Regions from separate parts of the Mus musculus genome. Here region 2 is linked to region 1. A link is a loop called in an ENCODE intact Hi-C map of the cell type or tissue named here. Cell type or tissue: left cerebral cortex. All regions are shown on one strand.

Region 1 (8,000 bases):
TTGTAGATAGCAGGACTCGTAGTTAGGTAAAAATGATGGTTCTTTTCTCCCTCTAGTAGTGTGTAACGTACCTTCTAGCACCGAGAGCACTCCTCAGAACGACTGGAGCTTCTAGTTAGGCACCAGCTCTATTTCCCTATTTTTGATGACATAGTAAGTTGTGTCTTTATCAATAGGGCCTTACCACCAGGTTACAGAGTTATCATTTGGAGAGAAATAGCCTATGTTATCTTGTTATCTTTGTGTTTGAGGAGGGGCATCTAGGGGACCTCTTTGGTCAATGACTCAACAAGCTAGAATTCATTCTTTTCAGGTTTTGCTTGTTGGTATAAGATGTGTTGTTGGGGGAATTGTTTACTCTATCATATGGTGATTCCATTCAAACGTTATACCCCCACCCCAACCACGCACCCTCTTTCAAGCTCCACAGTAGTGGACTCCCATATGGCTTTTCAAAGGCCTTTCATATTAGTTGTCCCTTCCCACATTCTCTCCTTCAGCCTGCTTTCCTATCCTCCTCTCCATTTAATATTCCTGCTCCTATAAAAGCCAGTCAGAATTGTATCACCTCTGTGGAACACTTCTTAGTTACCCATTGGTAAGTTTTGATGTTTCCTTGGGGACTTTCCTATGTTCCTTGGAAACCAAGCACCCCTGTCTGCATCCCTCTTCCTTCCTTCCTTCCTTCCTTCCTTCCTTCCTTCCTTCCTTCCTTCCTTCCTTCCTTCCTTTTTATCTTACTTCTGAATTGAATCCAGCATTTGAGAGACAGTTTTTGCATTTCGTCCTTCCTTTCTTGGCACCATGGCTGTTTTTGCTCGAATCTTCTGCTGTCCCGTTGGTTAGTTCATGCTGCCTCTCCTCAGGACTTTTCCTGCAACTTCTGGCCAAATACAACCGCTCGTACCAACCTTTGCAAATTCTTCAGCATTTATGAGTAAAATGCGTATACCTTTCACAAAAATTGTATTTAAATATTTCTTCATTTTCTGTTAGAGTATATAAATTCCAGGAAGAGGCAGGAAAATTGTATAGATATGTGATGTCACTATCAGATTATAGTCTACTTAATATTTTTTTCTTTGCAACAAGAATGGTTTGGACTGATTTTTTTTTTTCTGAAGAAGAGGGAATAACCTTGAAAGATTTAGTAACTATTGACTCTTTCAAAATTTTAATATCCAGAGGAGCATGGCACTCAACTCAGTTCTACTTTTTTCTTAGATTAAATCACATTTTAGGCTTCCTTCCACTGTGTCTTTGGACAATGATGTCTTCATACTTAATAAGTCTTGCTAATTAATTCTCACTGTAGTTCAGAGAAAAAGAGACTGTGTCAGAACCATGACATTGCATGGTTTGTTGGCTTCCCCCCAGAGGCTCATTGCTTTGGTGTTATTAACTTTGGGCTCAATTTCAAGGTAACGGATGCAGTGGATGGCATATAATACAAATCAAAAAGCCGGAAAAGCAGAACAGCCACTGGACAGTTGGCAGTGCTGCAGACGGAGATTTAGGTGTTCCCTGGCAGGTGGTGTTGGAGAAAACAGTGCACAGCAGGAGCTGACGGTGTCTCACCATCCATATGGTGCAGGTATGCCAGCCTGGTCCTGAACAGTTTGGGTCAGTGGGAAAATATGGAAAGTTATTTGCCACTTCCTTAGTGAGCCTTTATGTGCCCTTAGTATGCATAGTTCAGGAAGACTTTAACTCCCTGACCCTGTCTCCTTCCCACACAAAGAAAATCGCCTTCACTTGAACAACTGTGACTTGTTTCATAGCTCATAATTCTGCCTGTTTTGGGTTATATGGCTGTTTCTTCCATTTGATGACAAACTGCTGGGATGCAGATTAGTGTCCTAAATACCCTAACCATACCTCTGGGCTTCGTGTAAAATGCCCGGAAGGTTATTGGAATGAATTGAGAATAGGCTAAAGTATCCATGAAAAGTCTTTCTAGTATCTAATTAGTTTGGTACTTCAAGGTACAATCACCCCTTCCCTAGCTTCCTCTTGTCCTTGCCCAGCTTCCTTCTCTTGCATCCCGACTGAAAGGACTGGACAACTAGGAACAACACACACACACACACACACACACACACACACACACACACACACACACACACACAGTGGCAGGACTCCGCCCATCTGTTTTTTTAGAGAGGATTCAGTAGTTCAGGTTCCCAGGTGCCTGAGCCTGTTGCTGCTGCTGCGTCACATAAATTCCTAAGTTGTGGGACCCTCTCCCAGGGTGTGTTGTTCAACCAGTTCCTCAGCAGTGATGTGACCCTTTGGGTTAGGAACACAGAGCTGATTCCTCAGGGAGTCCTTTGTGCAACAGGAGAGCACTGGGCTACTGTGCTCTCACCGGCTCTTTGAGTGATGAGCCAGGCTCTCTCCACCCGCCCACCCCCCCCGGGGGGGCATCCCCCTTTTTTGTAGCCAAGAGGTGAGGAAACCCTTGGTGCTGCTTGGTGGCAGATGAACAGGGAGCTACTGACACATCCCAGGGCCAGCGAGCGGGAACGAGCGCGGGGGCGGGAGCGGCGTGTAGTGGCAGAAGGCCGCCGGGATTATGAATGGGGGTGGGGGCCGGCGAGTTGAGGTTCCACCCGGGATCGTCCGCACCGGCTGATGGGCACGCAGGGCTGCGCGTAATCCTCCAGCCGCGGTGGAGGGAGGCTGCGGCGAGCGCCTGCTGGCAGTAAGGGATCTTCTGCAAAAGTCCCCTGCGGTCGCGCGCGTGGAGTGCCGGGGAGCTCAGCCAGGTAGGAGGGAAAGGAAAGGAGCCAAAGGCGAGCGGCCAGAGGCCCTAGCTGCGGTGGCTCACAGGTGGTGGCCTCCGTGGCTGCGGCATCCAGTCAGGGCGACCAGATCCCTGATTCTGTGCGGTGCTGGAGCGAGTGGCTCCGGGAGCAGCGGCTCAGGGATCGGTCTGTAGCGGTCCGGGGTCCGGCGGTAGGAGAGGCACCCATGCTTCTCAGCGCGGGTTGGTGGCCCCGCTTAGGTAGCCGCGGTATCCTGAGACCAGGCTTCGGGTTCTCGCCTCGACTCGGATCTCCGAGGTTCGCCCACGGGGCATCCTGGCGCGGGAGCGCAGCTTGAGGTTGAGGATGCCTCGCCTCCCTCTGCACTGCCCCGCACCGTGGCCGCACCGACTGCGGTTTCTGGAGCTGGGCGGCCGGGATGGCAGCCTAGGCGCGTCCAGGTCGCCTTTGGGAACCAGTCCTCCCATGGGCCCCTTCCCTTGGGTGCCCTCGGTCTCTGTCGCTCGGTCAGTAGACCTCTTGGCCAGTAGCTGGGAAGCAGAACGAGCCTAAGGACTTGGCTAGGCAGAAGGATTCCCTGAGAGGAGCCCCCAAGTGGGCAGTAATGAGCTGCCTGTGCCTGGGGACCAACTGCCCAGAGTTTGCCCGCTGCGGCTGCAGGATGCTCCAGCACACCTAGGTAGCTCGGTCCCCAAGCCTCTGCAGAATCAAGGCTCTGCCCAGAACTTTTGGCAAGCTCTGGTGCCTGGGTTGCCTTAAGAAGCTCCAGGACTGGGGAGCAGGAGGCCCCGCTGCCCCTCACTTTACTTTTCTTCTGCTCTGTCTCCTCTCCCTGTTCTGTTTCCTTCTTTCCCTACACGCCACCTTCCATGTGCTACACTGTACTGTACGTAAAAATCGGAGTCCAAGGTAACCACCGTGCTGACCAAGTATAAAGAAGAAGGTGGGGAGGACTAGCTCTCAATCAGGTGCTGATCTTCCGCATGACACAGCATGCCTGGGGAGGCGATTTTAAAGCAAGACTGACTTTAAAAAATTATATTAGGTTTACATCACATGCGTGTGATGTTACTAAACAGAACTGCATCCTGTGCGTTCCTATGTTAGATCTTTATGAGATGTAGCTGTTCTGTAAATCACATGCATCGTTTAGGCGTAGCACTTTCCAGCTACAAGTTCCTGGCTATACTGTGAGAAATGCATGAGAAATAAGTTAAAAATGTGTAATTAAAAGAATAAAAGACCACCCAGTTTTACTCTAGTAAATTATGATCTATCATAATTTCCTTTTCTATTGCCAATCCCCCCTTGTTATGCAATAATTTTCAAGTCCCCCCTCCCAATTTGGAGATCCCAATGGTTTTGTGTATTAGCTGAGGAGGAAGGACCTGGAATTTTTGTGAACATGCATTGCCAAGAAGGTGAAGAAGGGCAATGATTTCATTTCAGGTAAAGCAAATTTAGTTGTGATTTTGGCTCTGGGCACCTCATTTATCTTCTGACATCCCAGGAAGGAGAAATCTCTTTAGTATAAACGTCTGTTTTCAGTGTAAAATTGGCCTTTTCAGCTCTTCGAATCAATACTTGTAGGACATGTAAGGAGCTATTTACTTTAGTTTCTATTATTGTTTGGTTTTTATACAGAACAATGCTGGCTTGTAAATTTACCAAAAAGGTGAGTATTAAAGGCACTGAGTTGTTGAGATGGCATGATTGTTCCATTCAGGATGTAAGCAAATCCATCATCTTTCTACTTCCCTGATACAGTTGTGAGCTGAATCATTTTGCCACTTGTCTACTTGTATTTCCTCATTTGATTGGCTTCTCAGTTTATTTCAAGCTTGGCATATTTTGCTAAGATGGATGATTTTAAATTTCTCTAGAGGTTACCTGCTTCAGTGTGCTTGTTTACTTTCCTAGTAGTGTCGGTTTTGATTGAGGAAGAAGAAATATATCATACAGAGTTTTATGTTCTTGGGGTCGTTTGTCCAGGTAGAGACACTATTTAATAATGACAGGGCCTGTTAGCATACATTTACATTTGGGAAAGACACTTTTGTGTTGGCTCACAATACATTTAAAATGGAGAAGAATAAAGAGTTCCGGTTTGCTGTTAGTACTTTATTTAACCGGTTTTGGCTAGAAAGCAATGAAACAGGTATTGATTTAGAAAGGCTTGGATGTTGGTAATTAAAAAAAAAAATATCAGCATGAAACTTATTGCTCTTTCTAAGAAACCCAAAGCAGCATCATTTGGGGAACGCTCTGAGTGGGTTGTGGATTATCAGACACTTGGATTCCTTTGAGCACGAATTGTAAGAACCTTGCAGGAGTTTGGTAGACAGTGTGATATGTTGAATCCTTCTCTGGGCAGAACTTGCTGGCTCAGCCCCTGGGAATGTTATTAAGAGAAGACCTTCAGTAGCTGCAAACCTCAGGGAGTGATGGGGTTGTAGAGGAGCCCATTGTCCCACATCCACACATACGCTCTTCTAGAGCAGTCATATCTAGTAACCAATGGATGTGGGACTATGAAGATCACCGTATCAGCAAGGCTCTAAGGAATTCTTGTAACTCTGGAACATCTGGTATGCCTTGCATTGCAGTTTATTTACATCACCTTTCACAGAAACTTTGATCTGCATTCTTCCTTGCATGTTTATAATAAAGCAATAGTTAAGGAAATTGCATACTAATTTAATGTCAGAGAAGACACACCAAGGAAACTAATCTGTCACAATGTCCCTTGTGCATGCTCTTTTTAGATGAAATGAGATGTGGTGTCTGGCACTGAAGGACATTCTCCTTCCTTCCCTCCATGATTTGTCTTTCCTTCCTAACTTTTGTTTACAGTTTCTATGTCCTCTTTTTAAAAATTGATTTGAATATTTTATATCATATTTATATTGTTAGTGACTTTAAAAAATGATTTTTAGACACTGTCATTTTGTTTTGGCTTTTTTTGGGGAGGGGGGACTGTTTTTTTAAGTCAGGGTCTCATGTAACTTAGATTGGATTTGAACTTACTATGTAGCTGAGGGTGGCCTTGAACTCCTGATGTTCCTACTTCTCTACTCCCAAGCTCTAAGATTAAAGGCATAAACTACCATACACACTTTCATATCTTGCCTTACTAGATACAGTAGATGAACACATTTATTTTCTAGGGCCTCATAACTTGGTAATCTTGATTACCCCTCATATTTCAAAATTCTTTAGCAAAGTAGTTCTACTATATTTTTATACTACATGTCATCTTTATATAATTGGGTCTTTTGACCATTTTTACAGTCAATGTTTCCTTAAGTTGAGTCATATCATCTGTGCTTATTGTACTATTTCTCTTCTTCCTTTGGTCTTATGTTCCTTAAGATGACAAAAATCTCTTTTGCTCGTTTGAAATTATCTCCTATCTTGGTGCTTAAATCATAGACTATCTGGGAGGAGAATCCAATTGACAATTGTTTTCCTCGTTATTCCGAGGACACAGTTTTCCAGCCACTGTTACTGCTAAGTTGGCTCCTGGGCTGTGTTTGAGTTGTTCTTTGTCCCTGATGCTTTCCTGTTTCACTATGCATGCTCACCTGTGCTTTGGTTTACTTTGTTTCTTCTTGGGCTTTTGAGTGCCTGTGCTTTGGTTTACACTGTTTCTTCTTGGGCTTTTGAGTGCCTGTGCTTTGGTTTACACTGTTTCTTCTTGGGCTTTTGAGTGCCTGTGCTTTGGTTTACACTGTTTCTTCTTGGGCTTTTGAGTGCCTGTGCTTTGGTTTACACTGTTTCTTCTTGGGCTTTTGAGTGCCTGTGCTTTGGTTTACACTGTTTCTTCTTGGGCTTTTGAGTGCCTGTGGTTTGGTTTATACTGTTTCTTCTTGGGCTTTTGAGTGCCTGTGCTTTGGTTTACACTGTTTCTTCTTGGGCTTTTGAGTGCCTGTGGTTTGGTTTATACTGTTTCTTCTTGGGCTTTTGAGTGCCTGTGGTTTGGTTTACACTGTTTCTTCTTGGGCTTTTGAGTGCCTGTGGTTTGGTTTATACTGTTTCTTCTTGGGCTTTTGAGTGCCTGTGGTTTGGTTTACACTGTTTCTTCTTGGGCTTTTGAGTGCCTATTTAATCAGAAGATTCCCACACTTCTTAATAAGAATGCATAGCATGCCTGAGCTTCTTTTACCCCGCGTCTGCTCTATTACTGCCTGTGAAGTTTCTACTAGGTTCATCTTGGACCTTGTCTTTTCATCATCTGTCATATCTATCACCTCTGTATTACCTTCTAAACAGAGATATTTGAAAGCTCTTTGGGCGGCTGTTCAGAGGCAATCCGTAGGTATTCCTGTCCTTATTGATGTCTTATCTATTGATTAAGTTGCTCCTTGAGCTGATTTCTTTCCTCATGGTTTGAAACGCTGTTTGATCTGTTCAGATCTGCTTGCTTCTTCCTAGATTTTTCTATCCTTTTATTACGGTTTCTCATTTTACTTTATTTCTTAAAATTCAACTGGAATTATTTTATAAGCCCCATTCAGATGGTCTTCTTACTTGAAATTCTTCTGGGATTGCTTATCCAGCAGTGGTATCTACTGGAACTTTGCTGCATAGTTTCCGTAAAGCACAACCTTTCTCTGTGGGAGACATAAATATGGTGTTACTTTTTTTCCCATTCAGTTTGTAACTGCACACTAGACTTGTTTCCTCCTTTATTGCTATTACCTTAGAAGGCTTTAGGTCCTCTTTAGATCTTGCATTACAGCAGGTAGTTATTCTTTTTGTATTTAACACGCAGGCCTCGGCCCATTTTGTGGGGCAACAGTTTTAGTGACAGTCTAATCCCTAATGGCTTCCAATCTGTCTGCTTTGTCTGGTGGCGCATCTGGACTTTTAGCTGAATTCTACTGCAGCCACATGATGGGTGGAGGGATCCTCCCCAGCAAAGGTGAGGGAAGATGTTGGTGTTAGGCTGTAGGAATAAAGAACATCCCCTGCTCTGGAGCTTGTTGTGAGAGGATTTCTATGTCTGTGCTTTAAGGCTACCTGTTGTTTTTAGCTGGACTCTAGTTAGACATAAGAACGACAAATGTCCCTTGCCTTCTATGGCTAGGTTAGGGTCAGGACTCTTTATACCCCTGTATCTTACTGCTGTATCATTCCTGTGGCCAGAGGCCATCAGCTAGTCTACCAGCCTCTTCCGAATGTTCGGAGTCTCTGTTGAATGGCTATGTCATCATTTCCAGGATTTACAGT
Region 2 (8,000 bases), 57 kb after region 1:
TGCTGCTGCCATCATGGGGTTGTAACTGTGATCTCTCAGAAATACAGAGTTACCTGTTCAAGAAGAAGAGAGCAGCATCCTCCAGGAAAGCCAGCATACATTCGGGTCTCGCTATGACATTCATCTACACATTATGATGCTGCTAGCCTTACTTAGTAATCCACAACGGATTTTGTGCATGTCTTTATCTTTGCCTAATATGGCTTCTCTTCTGTTACTCAATACTCCTTCTGTAACAATGTCCATTTCTTCTCCATGAAATCTGGGGAGAAGATAACTTTTCTTTCATATAAGGATGCTTACCTTTGGCAAATGTTATCTCCTAAGTTTGCATGGAACTGTGGAGAGTTTTATAGAGCATATTTAATCTTCTTTTGTCTGTGTGTGTCTCTCTCTCTGTGTGGTGTATATACATGTATGTATTCATGTTTGTATATTTTCAGATGCAAGTGTACGTGTGTGTGTGTTTGCATGGGTATGGAAGCTCTAGGTTGATGTTGGTATGTTGAGAGTCTCCTTCAATTGTTTCACATCTTCTACATTGATGCAGCCTCTGTCAGTAAAGCCAGAGCTTGATCACTCAGCTAGTCTAGCTACCCACCTTGTTCTCAGCACCACCCTCTCTGCCTTCTGAGTGCTGAAATGACTGATGGGCCACCTCACCCAACCAGCAGTTAAGTAGGTTCCAGGGATATGAAATCAAATCTTCAGGTTTTCCCATTACCCACTGACCCATCTCTATAGCCCAAGTTTTAATGATGATTTGAAGCTAAGTGATGGAAATACCACAATTGATCTTTCCAGTATCTGATGTGTTTAAAGTTTCATAATAAAACTTTTAAACATACTAAGAGCACAGAAGGATATTTAGATAAGACTGTAAGGACCACAAGGTGGGTTATTGATTGTAAGAGGCAGTGCTTTCACAGTATGAAGCAAAGAAAATTGCCAGATAAGACTGTGAAAACCTAGGCATGTAGGAAAAGTCACCCCAACTCTGTGCACATATTTAGGATTTTTGCCAATCCACAACAGCAGGCACGTGCAAAGTCATTTCTTTTCCACCTTGGAATACATTTTGACTCTTGTGGTTATAAAGGTCTGTCTAACAGATAGGAGCCCCCACCACCACCACAAGACCCTAGCTAATTATAAACCAGAGCATCTCCACCTCTTCTGAGAATGCCTGACTTTTGGCCTTGGAATAGCTGGAGCATCCAAACTTCTTGGTGAAGGCAGACGGATTTCAGCCGTTTTCAGCTTTGACTTTTTGTCCTAAGACTAGTAGCATATCTACGTTGCTAGCTTTTCCCTATGTCTCACATTGTAAGATGCTTTGGATGTAGTCGACTATATGATAACTCTCATCTGTGATTTACTTATGTTAAAGAACTATTACTATTAATATTTGGTGACAATGCCTTTACCCGCTTTAACTGTTTATGAATGGCCACTTTGTTTGCTTAAGCAAAGTCATATTAGAGAAAGGCAGATACCTATCTGGCAAGCAACATGCACCTATTAGTTTCCGAGACATAATGTGAATAGGTGTGTTTGCATTCTTTGTCTTGTTATCTGTTTTCTGTAAAAATCCTTTTGTTTCTTCACTGACTCTGATATTGAAAACTCCACTGTGTCTTATATTAGTTGCTTGAGAGTCACTTAATGAACACTCAAAGAATAAATACCAAATGTCAGAATCAAGCTGTGTCCTAGGGCTAAGAAGGAAAATATGTAAGACATGGTTCTTACTCCTATCTTTACTACAACAATAACAGCAACAATAATAATTTATTAATAAAATTAATAATATCTTTTGTTTGTTTGTTTTTTTAAGTTCTTGTTTCTTCTCATTGCCAAATTTGCCTTTAGTAACCTGTGCTTGGTAGAGCTTTGTAATTCTTATATTTCCAGATGGTTTCTTGGGCTTTCTTTGGCTCAAGTTCATTCCTTCTTTCTAAAAATCTTGTGTTGCCTCCTATCAAATATAGATATCCCCAACTCCCATTCCTAACAGTGCCTGAGAATCCTACTATGTTCTGGTAAGAGTCTGTAAAACAGTATGGACAGACAAAGATTACACAAAGAATGGAGATTTTCATGATAGTGTTTCACATACCCTGTGAGGATTAGTTTGAGCTTCAGAGCATGACAAACAGGTGGGTTAGCGTTTAATTTTAATTCTTCTGTCTCTCCCATGTAGTAGAGCATTCAGTTTCTCTCACTGAATGAAGACTTATTAAGTTCCTACTGTGTGACAGAGGCTCTAGAAGGCATTGAGTCTCACGTGTCAAGCCAGCGAGGACACAGTGTGGGAGGAGACTCGACCATCCGGCTCTGGGTGAGATGTAGCATGGCCAGACATTTGTAACTCAGGTCCAGATAGAAAAGCTCGCTTGGTTCTTAGCAGGGGCTGTGTGCTCAGAAATTTAGGAGCAGGGATGGCAGGCGTGGCTACACTGTTTGGAGGCTTAGAAAAATAGTGTGGCAAAGCCACTTTCCAGCTGAGGAAAGTCTGTGGGGGAAAGTTTGTACCTCAAATGTGTTGTTTTGGATGAAATTATGTATGTATCTTTGATTATATATTTATAAAAAGGAAGATAACTCTTAATTTTATTGCCTGTTCCTCAATAAACACATTTAAATTTCAGGGATTTTGAACTAATATTTGTTGCAGATTTTTTTAAGAATGAGAAACAGGTACGTTCATGTACATGTAAGTGCTGTGCTCATGCACATACCTGTTTCTGTGGGTTCTGTATGCAATTTAAAAGTCTAGACGTACAAGAGAATACAACAAACAACTAATTCATGAGCCACTGATAGTCATCTGTTCTTATGGGTTTCAGTATCTTTTATTACTTTTCACTGATGAAAATTGTACCCACCATTTTTCTGAGAGGCTAAGTATGGTTTCTGCATGTTTATTAATAGGTAACTTAAAAAAATCCCATTTTTATGGTTTCAGGGATGGTATTTATGCTTTATAATATTGATTTATTTCAAATATTAGTCACCAGAATACTGGAGTAGATGCACCTATTACCTGCCTTTATCAAACATTCAAAAATGTAGGTTTTATATCATACGCCTGGCATGTTAATCTGCAGCTAGCAATCCTCCTTCCCCCATCAGCTCCTGAAAGGCTCTCCTCACAGCAGTCTCAGCCATTGGTGGTTTCAGCATGAGCTCACCTGCTTTCACCACAGGTGGTAGAAAGAAGAACATGGTCGTGGGAAGGAAGGGTATGAGAAATAATTAGACAGCTTACATATGTCCCATTGCTGATTTTAGACTAGATATTTTCACGTTCAGTGCAAACTCCCCAGGCTTTGCAGTATATTGCTAAGTTTAAAACAACCAAGGAATTTTTTATGAGAAAGGGAGAGAATTATTTTCTAAGAAGGACTCAGTATGCATGTATATTCTTCTGGAAGCTGAATAAACTCCAGAGTAAGGCCAAGAGATGTATGAGACATTTGCCTCTCCATGCCATTTCTCCATATCTAATATATTCATCCTCTTAGATGATATTTTATCCTCAAATCATGTCCTGAATAGTCCGAGTAGCACCTTGTATTGCTTAGTGAGCACACAGTAGGTCACCCAAGAAGCCTATTAATACCCTCCACTTCCTTACTAGTATTTCTCAAATTTAAAAGTCTAGACGTACAAGAGAATACAACAAACAACTAATTCATGAGCCACTGATAGTCATCTGTTCTTATGGGTTTCAGTATCTTTTATTACTTTTCACTGATGAAAATTGTACCCACCATTTTTCTGAGAGGCTAAGTATGGTTTCTGCATGCTTATTAATAGGTAACTTAAAAAATCCCATTTTTATGGTTTCAGGGATGGTATTTATGCTTTATAATATTGATTTATTTCAAATATTAGTCACCAGAATACTGGAATAGATGCACCCATTACCTGCCTTTATCAAACATTTCTCAAAAAGAAAAACAACAAAGCAAAACACTTCAATGTAAGCATTAGAAATGGCTAAAATTAATTTACATATTGGAATTATTCAGAGATTATAATTCATGTTTGATTCTTAACAGTGAAACAAAAACCAAACAAATCAATACACTTTTCTTTGGCTGTTTAGAAGACAGTCCTAGCAAAGCAGTGGTTCTCAACCTTCCTAATGCTGCTACCCTTTAATACAGTTCCTCATGCTGTGGTGACCTCCATCCATAAAATTATTTTTGATGCTACTTCATAACTATAATTTTGTTATTGTTATAAATCATAGTGCGAAATATCTGTGCTTTCCTTTGGTCTTAGGGAACCCCTGTGAAAGAGTCATTTAACTCCAATGGGGTTCATGACCCACCGGTTAAGACCTCTGTACTAAAGACTGACAGTAAAATCAACAAATATTTCAAATATTTGCAATATATGAATTCATATTTCATATGACCAATACTTAAATTTATAGTAATAGAAGGGGAATATAGCTTAACATATATATTAAATTAGATAGACATATTTATTATTAGCAATAAGACAAGTTCTTACTCTATGCTTATTTAATTAGGAATGAATCAACATGGTATGACTTAGGAATGCCTGGCTATTAGGAATTGTAATGGCTTAAAAGTCAGATACATAAGTAGAAACAGGTGTAAGAAAGCTATTGGGCACCAAATGAGAGATGCTGCATCAGAGGAGGGAGCATCCTGTAAGGCTGATGTTCAAGGGCAGCAAGGAGCACTGGGTGTGAGCAACACTGAGATCTTAGGGAGAGTATTTCAACCAAAGAATAGGGAATGGTGATGGGGTCTATCCAGAAGAACTGAGGTTCAAGGTGTAGATTTGCTTTCAACAAGATGGAAGCTTGGCTATTAGGGTGCTTTCTAAGCCAGAACCTTAAATATTTTAGCTACTGAGTTCAGGATTTGTCCTGGACCTGAAGTTCTGTACCACCGCTTGTAGGAATTAAGATACAGACCTTCCTATTTAGGATCTGGTGAGACAAGGCCCATCTTGTACTCATACTGAGTGGCCTGTTCATTTAACTGTCAGTGTGCAGCATGGTAGACAGGGATATAAGTTCTAGTTAGCATTTGATGCACGCCTTACTGGCTTTGCTTGGGATCTGTGTGAGGTTCTTTAATCTCAAAGCTTCTGTTTTCTCCATTATGAAATAAATAATAGTAATAATAATAATAAATAGGTAGCTTATGCCTCTGTAATCCTAGTAGTTTGCTGTAGAGGCAGGAACATTAGGAGTTTATAATCAGCTCAGCTACACAGTGAGTTCTAAGCCAGCTGGAACTACATGAGACTCTATATCAAAAAAACAAAAAACAAAACAAAAACAAAACAAAACAACAACAACAACAACACAAAACAGAACCAAAAAGAAAGAAAGGAAAGTCATTCCACAAATTATTGTTAAGATAGACACATGATGCTTAGCACAATTCCTGGTACCAAGTCCATTAGAATGTCTATCCTACTTTTATTTCTGAGTAGTTACGAGGTAGGAAAGGAAGACTTTAAATTTGCCTAAATGATTGTCTGAGCCTAGGTGGCACAGGCGTCCCCTCCTCTGCTTTTTGCTTCTTCATTGTATGTGTCAGCCTGGCAGAACTGGTGACAATCTTATGATGCGTACCAATAGAAACCTTGTCATAATGCTTGCCAGGAAATGCAACATCTGAAGTCCTTCCTCTAGACGGCTGTTTAATATACTAATCAATTTGCCTAAGCTTTGAATGTGACTTTTCACTCCTGAACACAATAGGCTTTTTTTTTCCTTATGCAGTCTTTTGTGAAGTCTATGAGTCTTTTGTGAAAATGTGAGCATTGTACTAAAAGCAAGATGAGAACAAGCTTTTTAAATAAAAAGAGTCGTTAAAGTGAAAAATGGTTCTCCTAATGCTACTGTTTTGGATTCATGTACAATTTTGTAGGTTTTTTTTTTAAAATCATGTATATACAGGCTGCTATCTAATTCTTTCTTTGTGCTTGTTAAACTCAGTTTTCTTCCAGTTTTATGCCTATCAAATGTAGCTATATTTCAAAATATGTGATTTAAAAAAATCCTTCATACATGACTACTTACCAAATTATTGAGGATTTTGAAATCATCCTCAGAAAAGGAAATGGCCACATTTCTAAGTAATAAAATTACTTGTGGGATAACTGAATAATTAATAAGAACATATGAGTTCCAGTGAGGAGACAGATTCTGTCTCCAAATAATGTATAATGCTTAACATGAAGAGCCTTAATGCTCCGTAGGGTCAGTGCGCCCCTGACCTGAGCAACTGGAAAGTGGGAAGGAAACAAGGAGAAGGTTTAATGCCCCAGACATTTAGCATACTTAGCACTCAGATCAAAGCTCTATTAACAGTCAGTTGTTGGCAGCGGCATGACCCCCAGCTCTCAACCACTGCACAACATAGGTGGATATGTTGGTTTGATGTCTAGTAAAGAAGAGCAGCTATGGAGAGCCACCATGCTTTAAAGAGGAACAAATGACGATGTTGATTAATGGGGAATTTCCTTCACTTTAATTAGCTACTGTGCTCAACACAGTGCATTCAATATAGTTGAGGCATATAGAAAGGTTTAAGGGAGACATTGTGTGCATGTTTGGGGTAAAAGGGATTCTTTCATGTGCATCACCTCATGCAATTTGCACTACATCCTTGTGAGGAAGAAGTGTAGATGCTGTCATCTTTCTCACTATTACAGGTAAGGCAATGGAACTCTTTTGAGGTTCAATGCTTTGAGTAAGACCCAGGGAACTAGCATTGGGCCCACCTCTTCATGCATATGCAAAGATACTTAATGAGACAACTGCGGTGCACAGAGCGTGCTGGCAAGGCAAACAAGAGCCCTTGCTTCTTTAGGGCTCTTCTACCAAGAGGAACATGGAAATGAGATCCCAAAAAGGAAACTGGGCTCTGGATTGCAGATCTGCAAAGTGTGTGGGCACCTAAGAAGGGGAGTCATTTCCACCCTTGCGCTGTTGGAGAACACAGAGGTTCCTGTCAGGATGTCCCTGTCTCTCACTGCTGCCTCCCACTTTGTTGCTGTTCCTGGGTTCCTCTGGGAACCCAGCTCATGCTCCCTTCCCTTCCTTCCAAGTCTGACAAGTACCTCTGCCTACATTCCCCAACAGTGCAGGGGTGGGTGAACATGATCATGTCCTACGGTGCCAGGCACAGAGCTGGGATTTCAGGAATCGAGCATCACTGTGGAATCTTAAAAACTCCGACTTTTTAAACTGGCAGTTGTTGGGTTCACATTAGAGTATGTAAAGTTAGGGTCATGATATCTACTCTTAAATAGCCAATTTAAAGCCTTCATCTTCTAAAATCAACTATATTGTACAATGTAGCTATTTTGGCAATAGCCACAGACTTTCCTTAATTATTCCTTTGAAATGTGAAAAATATGTAAAATACTTAAATGCCAACTTAAGGTGAAAGAAAATGAGATTTTGTATCTTGTGATTCATGTAAAAGAGTTGTCTATGAGCCACAGCGGAGAACAAAGCAGAACAGACAGGGCTGTTGTTAAGACATTCCTAAGAACAGCTTGATTGTACAAGCAGGGCTATCTTGTCTGGGTCAACACCACCTGGCCGGAACCTCCCCTCTGTCTACTGCCCCTTGACGCCAGGTAAAGTCATACATCAACTGGTTGCTATGTGAACAAGATAAGCCCCCAGCCCACAGGAACAAAGTCCTGATGCCCTTTTGCTAATATGTAGTCTTTCTGTTAATGTTTAAATAAGTCAATAGTGTGTCACTATGCTGAATTCCACACCCCTAAGCCCTTTACCCCGTAAAAAGCCCTAGCTTTCGAGCCTCGGGGCCGAAATCCATTATCTCCTGTGTGGGGTGCATGTCGGTCCGGAGCTCCGTCATTAAACGTCCTCATGTAATTACATCAAGAGATGGTCCTTCATGATTTTTTGGGTGCACGCTGAATCGGGAATTGGGTGGGGGTTTCCCCACTAGGTCTAACAGAGG

Evidence for each region. Hi-C counts contacts between places; a loop is a spot of excess contacts. Peaks named below come from ENCODE experiments on the same cell type or tissue, not always from the same donor. Only the 100,000 strongest peaks of a DNase experiment are listed, where the experiment ranks them.
Region 2: a loop joins it to region 1, with 2.7 times the contacts of the local background. A loop is called at or near these places in 5 of 42 quality-filtered maps.

What each region holds. Positions count from the first base shown.
Region 1 is chr4:102,085,021-102,093,020 of GRCm38, forward strand. It overlaps a transcript of Pde4b not described here. Among named protein-coding and RNA genes, the nearest start is that of Gm12789, 100 kb to the left of the region's middle. In left cerebral cortex, a CTCF peak has its summit at 3,347; DNase peaks (open chromatin) are centred at 2,196, 2,652, 2,968, 3,403 and 1 more place; H3K4me3 peaks cover 2,512 bases; H3K27ac peaks cover 1,735 bases.
Region 2 is chr4:102,141,965-102,149,964 of GRCm38, forward strand. It overlaps a transcript of Pde4b not described here. Among named protein-coding and RNA genes, the nearest start is that of Pde4b, 110 kb to the right of the region's middle. In left cerebral cortex, no CTCF peak of the experiment used is centred here; DNase peaks (open chromatin) are centred at 3,225 and 7,006; H3K27ac peaks cover 823 bases.